Regions from separate parts of the Homo sapiens genome. Here region 2 is linked to region 1. A link is a contact called in ENCODE Hi-C or POLR2A ChIA-PET data. All regions are on one chromosome and are shown on one strand. The core of a region is the stretch at or near the end of the contact, and the rest is flanking DNA. Distances in the headings are between cores, read along the strand shown. Region 1 overlaps IQGAP1 (IQ motif containing GTPase activating protein 1). Region 2 holds the start of VPS33B-DT (VPS33B divergent transcript).

The links. A loop is a pair of places that touch in the nucleus more often than their neighbours do. ChIA-PET counts read pairs that join two places held with the same protein, here RNA polymerase II (POLR2A).
Region 2: a map of OCI-LY7 shows a loop between it and region 1 (4-fold over the local background). The contact joins the promoter of VPS33B-DT here to the enhancer-like site in region 1. A Hi-C loop is called at or near these places in 1 of 168 maps with a recorded cell type or tissue (OCI-LY7). POLR2A ChIA-PET finds 5 or more read pairs at or near these places in 2 of 52 experiments (activated naive CD4-positive, alpha-beta T cell and naive thymus-derived CD4-positive, alpha-beta T cell).

Annotation. Positions count from the first base shown.
Region 1 is chr15:90,398,975-90,403,324 of GRCh38, forward strand. The region is part of intron 2 of IQGAP1 (IQ motif containing GTPase activating protein 1); the gene reads left to right. Among named protein-coding and RNA genes, the nearest start is that of IQGAP1, 13 kb to the left of the region's middle. Within about 2 kb of position 2,082, at least 35 of the 41 ENCODE cell types and tissues checked have a DNase peak (open chromatin) inside an H3K27ac peak, as active enhancers do.
Region 2 is chr15:91,020,739-91,025,088 of GRCh38, forward strand. It overlaps VPS33B-DT (VPS33B divergent transcript), which reads left to right and starts at 1,884. Exons shown (of 4, transcript NR_110104.1): 1 at 1,884-2,002; 2 at 2,575-3,233. It overlaps VPS33B (VPS33B late endosome and lysosome associated), which reads right to left and starts at 1,856. Exons shown (of 23, transcript NM_018668.5): 1 at 1,416-1,856. The coding sequence starts at 1,511. RefSeq lists enhancers at 940-1,556, 1,411-1,820.

The sequences.
Region 1 (4,350 bases), core at 832-3,331:
AGCCTGGGTGATAGAACCAGACATTGTCTCAAAAAAAAAAAAAAAAAAAAAGTGAATATAGGAAATCTTCCTTGAAAAAACAAAGATACTCCTACCTCAGCTTCTCAAGTACCTGGGACTATAGGCCCACTTCACCTCACCTAACTAATTAAAAAAAATTTTTTTTTTTGTAGAGATGGGGTTTCTCTATGTTGCCAGGCTGGTCTTCATCTCCTGGGGCTCAGGCTATCCTTCGCTAAAGTGCTGGGATACAGGCGTGAGCAGCCACACCTGGCCTGTATTGTCTTAATTTACTATTTTCAGTGGCCATCTAATGTTCATAATTTATTTAGGTTTATTCCTGTTTAAAGTTCTATTGCTTTGATTGCTGGAGAGTTTAAACATTTTCTTACATATTTGTTTATCAGTATTATTTTCTTATGCAAATTTTCTGTTTTTGTTATGTGCCTGGCTTCTAGGGTCATGATGTTAACTTTTGTGAGCTCTTTTATAACATGGACTTGACTTTCTCTCGTATTTGCTACAAACATTTTCCCTTGATGTTTCATTGTATTTGTTTTCTTCATTGTAGTTTTAAATTTTATTGAGTTTAAATGTCAGTCTTTCGATTTGTAATTTCTTCTATCAACTCGAAGTCTAGATAGTTTAATTTCTCTAAAACCTTGCCAAAATTTTCAGTTTAATAATCGATTGGCTTACTTTTTATATATTTGTAGAGATGGGGTCTTGTAATGTTGATTGTAAGGGGAACTTATCCCGAACTTCTGGCCTTAGGTGATCCTCCTGCCTCAGCCTCCCAAAGTGATGGAATTACAGGCCTCTAATATCCTTTAAAAACCAGCTGTTTATTACCTATTAGCAATTCATGTCTGTTTTGTCAAATATTATGTATATATATATTTCTAGTTCTGGACTTTTAAATTATGGTGAACCATATTTCATTTTTTTGAGAAAAATATATATGACTTTGTTATACTTCTTATCATTGAGAAACAACATCTGAAGCTAGCTTAATTTTAACTCTATGACAAGTAACTTGATTTTTTTTTCCTTTTTTCGTGACTTGAAATTTGTAGAATTGTTGTTCCTTGAGGTATAAACATTTCCCCAGTTAACATGTTAGGGTTGCTATTGGCTTAGCAATTTTGCCTGCAATGTGGAGACTCTTCTTGGTTTATAATGTCTCTTGTTTGTTTATTTTAGCTTTAGGAAATTGTCCATTATGCCTGTGGTGATTAGTTAGATCTGTGTAGTCTATTTTATGGCTCTTCTTCATTTTGTTTACGTTAAATAAGCGTTCTAGGTATGTGTCTCACATACATCTTTTGTTGCACTGACTTGATTTTCTACAGTCTTGATATTTTTTCCTTGGTTCTGTTAATGGTAGTTGCTTTGTCCTATTGTAGTTTATATTTTTAATTAATTCCTTTTCCGTCTCCATTCTTGTTAATAGCTTAAATGATCTCTTTTTAGTTCATGAAGAAGAGTGTGGCACAAAAGATCCTTTCAAGGTGAAAAAAAGGAGCAGGTAGCCAAGATAGTTGGGTTACATAGTTTACCACTTCCCTTTATAATCCGTAGGTGTTGAAATAGATGTGGCCATGAAAAACCAGTGTTAATCGGGCAGCTGAGTGTATGGATTGTCCACCAGTCAAGGTTGGGGAAAAAATCTGGCTGGGCTAAGTGTGGCCCGTTAGTTTGACCTCATTTGGCATGTATTTCTTCTGGTCTTACAGGTCAGAGCAACTGTTTTTATATATTTTAATGTCCCTAATGACAAAATAGTAAAAATACATTTGAGGACCCAAGTTGGCATGTTCTAGGAATTTCATTTTCCGGCTTAGTGTGGTGACCTGCCTCTGATTGCTGTACAATTCCTTCTGCTTCACAGTGTCACATCTGGGGATACCAGTTGGTAGTGGAACCTGTTTTGGACATTTTTAAGCCTTGTGGTATCTGATGGACTCTTGGTTGTTTCTAGCTGGTGCTAAATAAACCCCTTGACAAGAAGTATTTGTGTAAGAAAGCGCTGGTAGGCAAAGTGAGAACATCCGGAAGTGATTCATATTACTGTGGTTGTTTGCTTAACTCAGGACTTGGTTGCCTAGAGACCATATCGTTGAGTTAGCCGAGTGAAGTGCCAGTGGAACCTGGAGGGCCTGTGGCCTACCGGATCAAATCAGGGCTCTGCTCCTTAATTTTTCTCCTGAAGTCTCCTAGCAATCTGATTGATCTCTGTGGTTTGACAGTGCGTGAATTAAAAAAATCTTAAACATATTAATGTTTAAGAAAGATCTGGTTAATGGTTTATTTTGAAGAGTAAGAGTTTACTTGCTGAAGTTTGAATGTTGGGTTAAAATTTTTTAAAAAAATAGTTGTATGTTGGGAAGAATTAGTTATTTCAATAAGGCATTTTATTCTAGAAACCTCAGTACTTTAAGGCAGCTAAAGGAAAGCCAAAATAATCCCCCAAAACAAAAAACCAAAAACCTGCAATTTGCAAGGCAGTCATAATCTAAAATATTTTCTGTCTGTCCCAAAGTCAGTGTATTCCCCTTGCCTCTCCCCCTCTTCCTCATTGTCATGATTAGTACCGTTTATTGCATACTTTCTACATGCAAGGCACTGTGCTAAGCACTTTATATGCTTTATCTAATTAGCTATTCTTGAAGCCCTGTGAGGTGCTTATTATCTACATTTAACAGATAAGAAAGCAAAGCTCAGAGAGGTTAACTCATTCATCTAATAAGTGGTTGATCCAGATTTCAGGTTTGGCAAGAACTCTGAAGTCCTTTCTCTTAACTGCCATGTTAGTCTGCTGCTGCTATACTTCTGGTTCTAAAAATAATGACAACAGTAGTAACTACTGTTAATTAAGCAGAATGATGATGAAATTTACATATTACATTATTGTGAGATAGGCATTATTTTTATTTTAAAGAGGGAAAAAAATAGAGTTGATAACACTTTTCCCAAGGTCATATATTGGAATTCAAGCCCAGGTTTGTGACACCAAAGCTGGTGCTCTTAACTTCTGCAGATGCTGAAGTGGCAACATTTAAGTCTAACCTCTTTAACTGGTGCCCAGAGACATTAAGTAACTTGTGTAGTTTTCAAGTCAGTGAGGGAACTCCATCAATTTCCTGCCACTTATTTTGGAGTCTCTTCCACCTGCCACCTGAGGGAAAGTCTCCAGTTGTCTTATGTATTTTTGTGTCTAACTAGCTTGTTGGACCCTTCCTAATTGCTTCCCTTCTTCATAACCTGGTATCTGCTTTGAATTCAGCTTAGAAAGGTGTTCCTTCCTACCACTTTCTTGTTTGTTAAAGAGTTACCTCATACAGACAGGAGTGGCAAATTGGATTGGAAATTGCTTTGGATCATTTGGCAAGAACTGTATTTTTGGGGTTGTGGGAGGAGGAGAGGCCTGTCTAAAAGCTCTATTTCTTCTTTACTCAGAATACCTTCCTGTTGACTCATTGGAAATCATAACAAAAAGCAGAAGGAATATTGGAGAGGCAGCTGCCAGCCTAGGGCTTGGCTTCTGTTGGGGCAGCTGTTTGGGGATTTAGACACACTGGGCTCTAAGAACTGTGAGGTTTCTGCAGCAGAAGGAAATAGTATTACTCTGATAGGTATTTATTCATAAGGTTAAAAAGTGTCAGACTATTGCTTGGGATTATTGATGAGCAACATAAGAAACTAAAAATATTTTCTCAAATAGAATTAACTGGTGATCCTAAAAACAGAATGAATTGAGGAATACAAGAGGGAGTGGGGGCAAAATTAGAAAAGGAAAAGTTGAAAAGAAGAGAAAAAAAACTTACAATCATTAAAAATAGGAAAAAGATAACATTTAAATAGAAAAAGTCTCACAGATATGCATGCAGTAGGCATTAATCAGCAGGTCATTTTACTGTAAGTAACATACATCTCAGATGACCTTTAAAACAGCTAAAAGTAAACAAAATTTGTCTTTTATTTAAATGACTATTATAACAAAATGTTTTTTTGGGCTGGGCCCTGTGATTCACACCAGTAATCCCAACACTTACGGAGGCCGAGGAGGGAGGATAGCATCAGGCCAGGAGTTCATGACCAGCCTGGGCAACATATTAAGACCCTGTCTCTACAAAATATAAGAAATAAAAAAAAGCCAAACGTGGTGGCACACACCTGTAGTTCCAGCTACTCGGGAGGCTGAGGTGGAAGGATCACTTGAGCCCAAGAGTTCGAGGCTGCAGTGAGCTACGATCACACTGCTGCACAAAAATGTGTTTCTTCCCTGAAGACATGCTATGTCATTAGTTTGGGCAATACCTTTTCATAATTGATAGTTTAAAAAGGTAG
Region 2 (4,350 bases), core at 634-3,133, 620 kb after region 1:
GGTGGGCTAGCGTGCGCCTGTAATCCCAACTACTGGGGAGGCTGAGGCAGAAGAATCGCCTGAACCCGGGAGGTGGAGGTTGCAGTTAGCCAAGATCGCGCCACTGCACTCCAGCCTGGGCAACGGAGTGAGACTGTGTCTCAAAAAAATAAATAAAATAAAATAGAAATAAAATCTGGTCTAAGATGCCCTGCAGTTCTCATCTTGATCCATCTTCCTTCCAGTCCTCACAATGCAGCTGCAGTTCTACATTTCTATCTGCTGGATGTTACAAGCTATATTTCTTACGGGCATCTTAACTTCCCCCATCCAAACCCAAACAAATCAACTTCCCCCATCAAACCTGTTCCTTTTTCTAATTATTTTTCTCATTTCTATTCAATGTTAATACAACAAATATTTATTAAGCACATGGTGTGTGCTTGACTCTAAGCTAGGTACTCACTAGGTAGTGTTGAACAAAACAAACATGATCCCTGCCCACCTTCCAGTCTAATGAGGAATACAGACATAAAATGAATAACTAAATGATTACACAAGTAATCCATTAAAATCACAGTGGCAGTATTATTTTCCTAATAACCCAGGTTAAAAATCTCACTCATTTTTGCTTCTCCTTCAACATTTATAACCAATCAGTAAGTCTTTGAGTTTTCTTTCACCATAACTTAAAAATCCATCACTTTCCTTCATTCCCACTGCTACCAATTTTGTGTGGGCCTTTATTTCTTGTCTGATCTACGGTCTCCTAACTGGCCTTCTTGTTGCCCATTTACGCCACCACACACATCACTATTAGAATCATCAAGTATTGTCTCATGCCACAAATGGAAAAAAAATTTTTTTCAGTGGCTACTGTGTAACTGCTGATGGGTGTCTTCCCTTACATGCCTTGTCTTTCCCTGGTTTGCCAACTTTGCTCCTACCAATCTATCTGCCTGGAGCATGCTTAGTCTCCAAAGAAAATATGCTTATTACTCACACTCACTTCCTTGAAGCTCCTAGATCATCACCCCAACTAGAAATGATCACTTACTGTGAACTCTTCGGGTACACTAGCTCTATCACTCATTTACCACCTGTGTGTGATAATTTGTGCTTCATACAGCTCCTACTGGAGTGGTAAGATCCCTAATGGCAAAGATGTCTTAACCATCTTTCCGTCCCTAGGGATGCCTGGCACTAATGGTGTCTCCCTTGCCTGTATGCGGGGTTGGGGGGTGATTTCCATTAACTCTCTGGCCAGGTTCCAAACAGCTCTTACTACTCCCTGGATTCATTCTGGACCTGCTGGGGAAGCGCCAAGGACAATACCAGGGGCCAAGAACAAGATCAAAGGGGCACGGCAAGGAAGAAATGTGCATCCAATGAGTGCTAAACTGTAGATGCGATAAAGGCGTCAGGCAAGCACTGACCTGCTCCAGCAGATAGATGAGCTGGTCTCGAGCCAGCCTCTTCAGCATGGAGAAGTCAGGCAGCTCAGGGGCGTCCGGCCGATGGGGAAAAGCCATGGCAGCGGTCACCTGCGCCGCGGGGTGGAAGGACGCCCTTCGTTCTGAGAAGGCCGGCCGCAGCCCAGGGAAGCGCAAGGGGGGCTATCCTTCAGGCCTGGGCACCGACTTCCAGAGACCCCAGATGGGCCCTCGCTCCTCAGCAGCACTCCAGGAATGAATGGCCACCTCCAGGCAAGAGAGCTACTACCTCGGAGCAGCCTTGTCTCAGACCTGCAGCCACCGTGTCTCGACCCTCCCTCCCTGATCCACTCTGCCCGTCAGCAGGATTCCGGTCTACACCCCGCAGAGACTCCGCAGCGTACGAGGAGAACCCCGCCTTCTACCAGAAAAAGAAGCGACTTCCTAGATCTCCCGGAAGTCCCTTTCGCTCCCAGCGCTTCGCGTACCAGGAAGGGGACGGCGTCCTGAAAGGGACATTTGAAAAACGGAGGCAACGCGTCTATTAATTAGGTGGCGGCGCCTGGGGTCGCAGCACTCCAGAGGCTGAGGTGGGAGAATCGCTCGAGTCAGGGAGGCGGAGGTTGCAGTGAACTGCGATCGCGCTACTGCACCCCAGCCTGGGCAACAAAGCTAGACCTTGCCTCAAAAAAAAAAAAAAAAAAAAAAAAAAAGACATAATGAATGCATCAGGCTAGCTAACAATACCTCAACTCTGATCAATCATACCATCATATCATTTCCTGGTGAGATGCATAGGAAATACAGAGCATCACCTATTGCCAAAAATTGAACCTAATCAAGCCTCAAGATCTAACTACCAGTTTATAGGCTATATAGAGATTAGCAGGAATATGTTAAGACACCAAAGGTATGAAATCAACCATATCCAAAATGTAGGAAATTATATGGGACAAATGATCTGTCGTCTTCAAAAAAATGGCAAAGTGGGAAATGTGGGAGGGGAAAACACTTCAGAATAAAAGAGATTTAAGAGATGTATCAACAAAATGTTTCAATGTGTGGATCTTTTTTGGATAATAATTCAAAGATAACTGATTTAAGGAATTACTAAAACTTTTCGGGTATTGTATTTCTTTTCTTCTCTTTTTTTTCCTGACAGAGTCTCGCCCTTTTGCCTAGTGGAGGAGCTCGGCTCACTGCAAGCTCCGCGCCACAACCCCCCTGCCGCCCCAGGTTCAAGAGATTCTCCTGCCTCAGTCTCCCGAGTAGACTGGGATTACAGGCGAGTGCCACCATGCCCGGCTAATTTTTGTATTTTTGGTAGAGACGGGGTTTCATTATGTTGGCCAGGCTGATCTCGAACTCCTGACCTCAAGTGATCCGCCTGCCTTGGCCTCCCAAAGTGCTGGGATTACAGGCGTGAGCCACAACGTTGGGCCAGGTATTGTATTTCTATGTTATTATTATTTTTTGTATTTCTATGTCATACAGGCTTGTATTTCTGTTAAAAACAAGTCCTTATCTCTTTGAGATACATACTGAAGTTTTTACAGGTGAAATAATTTGGCCAGGAGTAATGGTTCATGTCTCTAATTCCCACCACTTTGGGAGGTCCAGGTCGGGGTCGGGGGGTTGCTTGAGGCCAGGAGTTTGAGATAAGATTGGTCAACTACAACACATAAAAAATAGCCAGGCATGGTGGTGGGCACCTTTAATCTCGATACTTGGGAGGCTGAGGCAGGAGGATCACTTGAGCCCAGGAGTTTGAGGCTGCAGTGCGCTACGATCATGCTACAGCACCCCAGCCTGGGCAACAGAGTGAGACACCGTTTGTTTTTTCTTTTCTTTTTTTTTTTTTGAGACAAGGTCTGGCTTTATCTATCACCCAGGCTGGAGTGCAGTGATATGTTCTGTCTCTTTTTTTTTTGAGATGGAGTTTCGCTCTTGTTGCTCAGGCTGGAGTGCAATGGCACGATCTCAGCTCACTGCAACCTCCACCTCCCAGGTTCAAGCGTTTCTCCTGCTGCAGCCTCCTGAGTAGCTGGGATTACAGGCATGTGCCACGCACCCAGCTAATTTTGTATTTTTAGTAGAGACAGAGTTTCTCCATGTTGGTCAGGCTGGTCTTGAACTCCTGACCTCAGGTGATCTTCCCGCCTCAGTCTCCCAAAATGCTGGGATTGTAGGCATGAGCCGCCATGCCTGGCCCGATCTGTCTCTTAAAAAATAAAAAAAAAAACTAAAATATGTTTGGGATTTGCTTTAAAATAACCCAGGGGGAGATGTAGGAACATTCAGGAAAAAGATTGGGCCAGGCACGGTGGCTCACGCCTGTGAACCCAGACCGAGGCAGGTGGATTGCTTGAGCCCAGGAGTTCAAGACCAGCCTAGGCAACACAGTAAGACCCCCATGTCTATAAAAAAATTAAAAAATGATTGGCCATTTGTTAATTGTTAAAGCTGATGGGTACATGGGGGTTTATTGCATTTTAGTATTCTACGTCTTTATTTAGAGATGGAGTGTTGCTCTGTTGCCCAGGTTGGAGTGCAGAGGTATAGTCATAGCTCACAGCAGCTTTGAGCTCCTGGGCTCAAGTGATCCTCCCACCTCAGCCCCCCAGATAGCTGGAATACAGGCACATGCCACTTTGCTGAACTTCTCCCTACGTTTCTATGTTTGAAAAGCTGTATAATACAAGGTTAAGCAAAAAACAAAAAACACGCTATGCTCACACTGGACTTTGAGAGCTCATATGGTATTTTATGCTGAGCCTTTCTTCCCACTAACGCCCTTAGATTGAATCTTGGCTGCAGTGGGAGATGGAGGTTGCCCTAAAGTGGTGGGATTTACTCCCACTGCTGCTTAAAGAAGATGAGTGAGGCATTACATTACACTCCTTCTTTTCCCCCCCGGAATCTCACTCTGTTGCCCAGG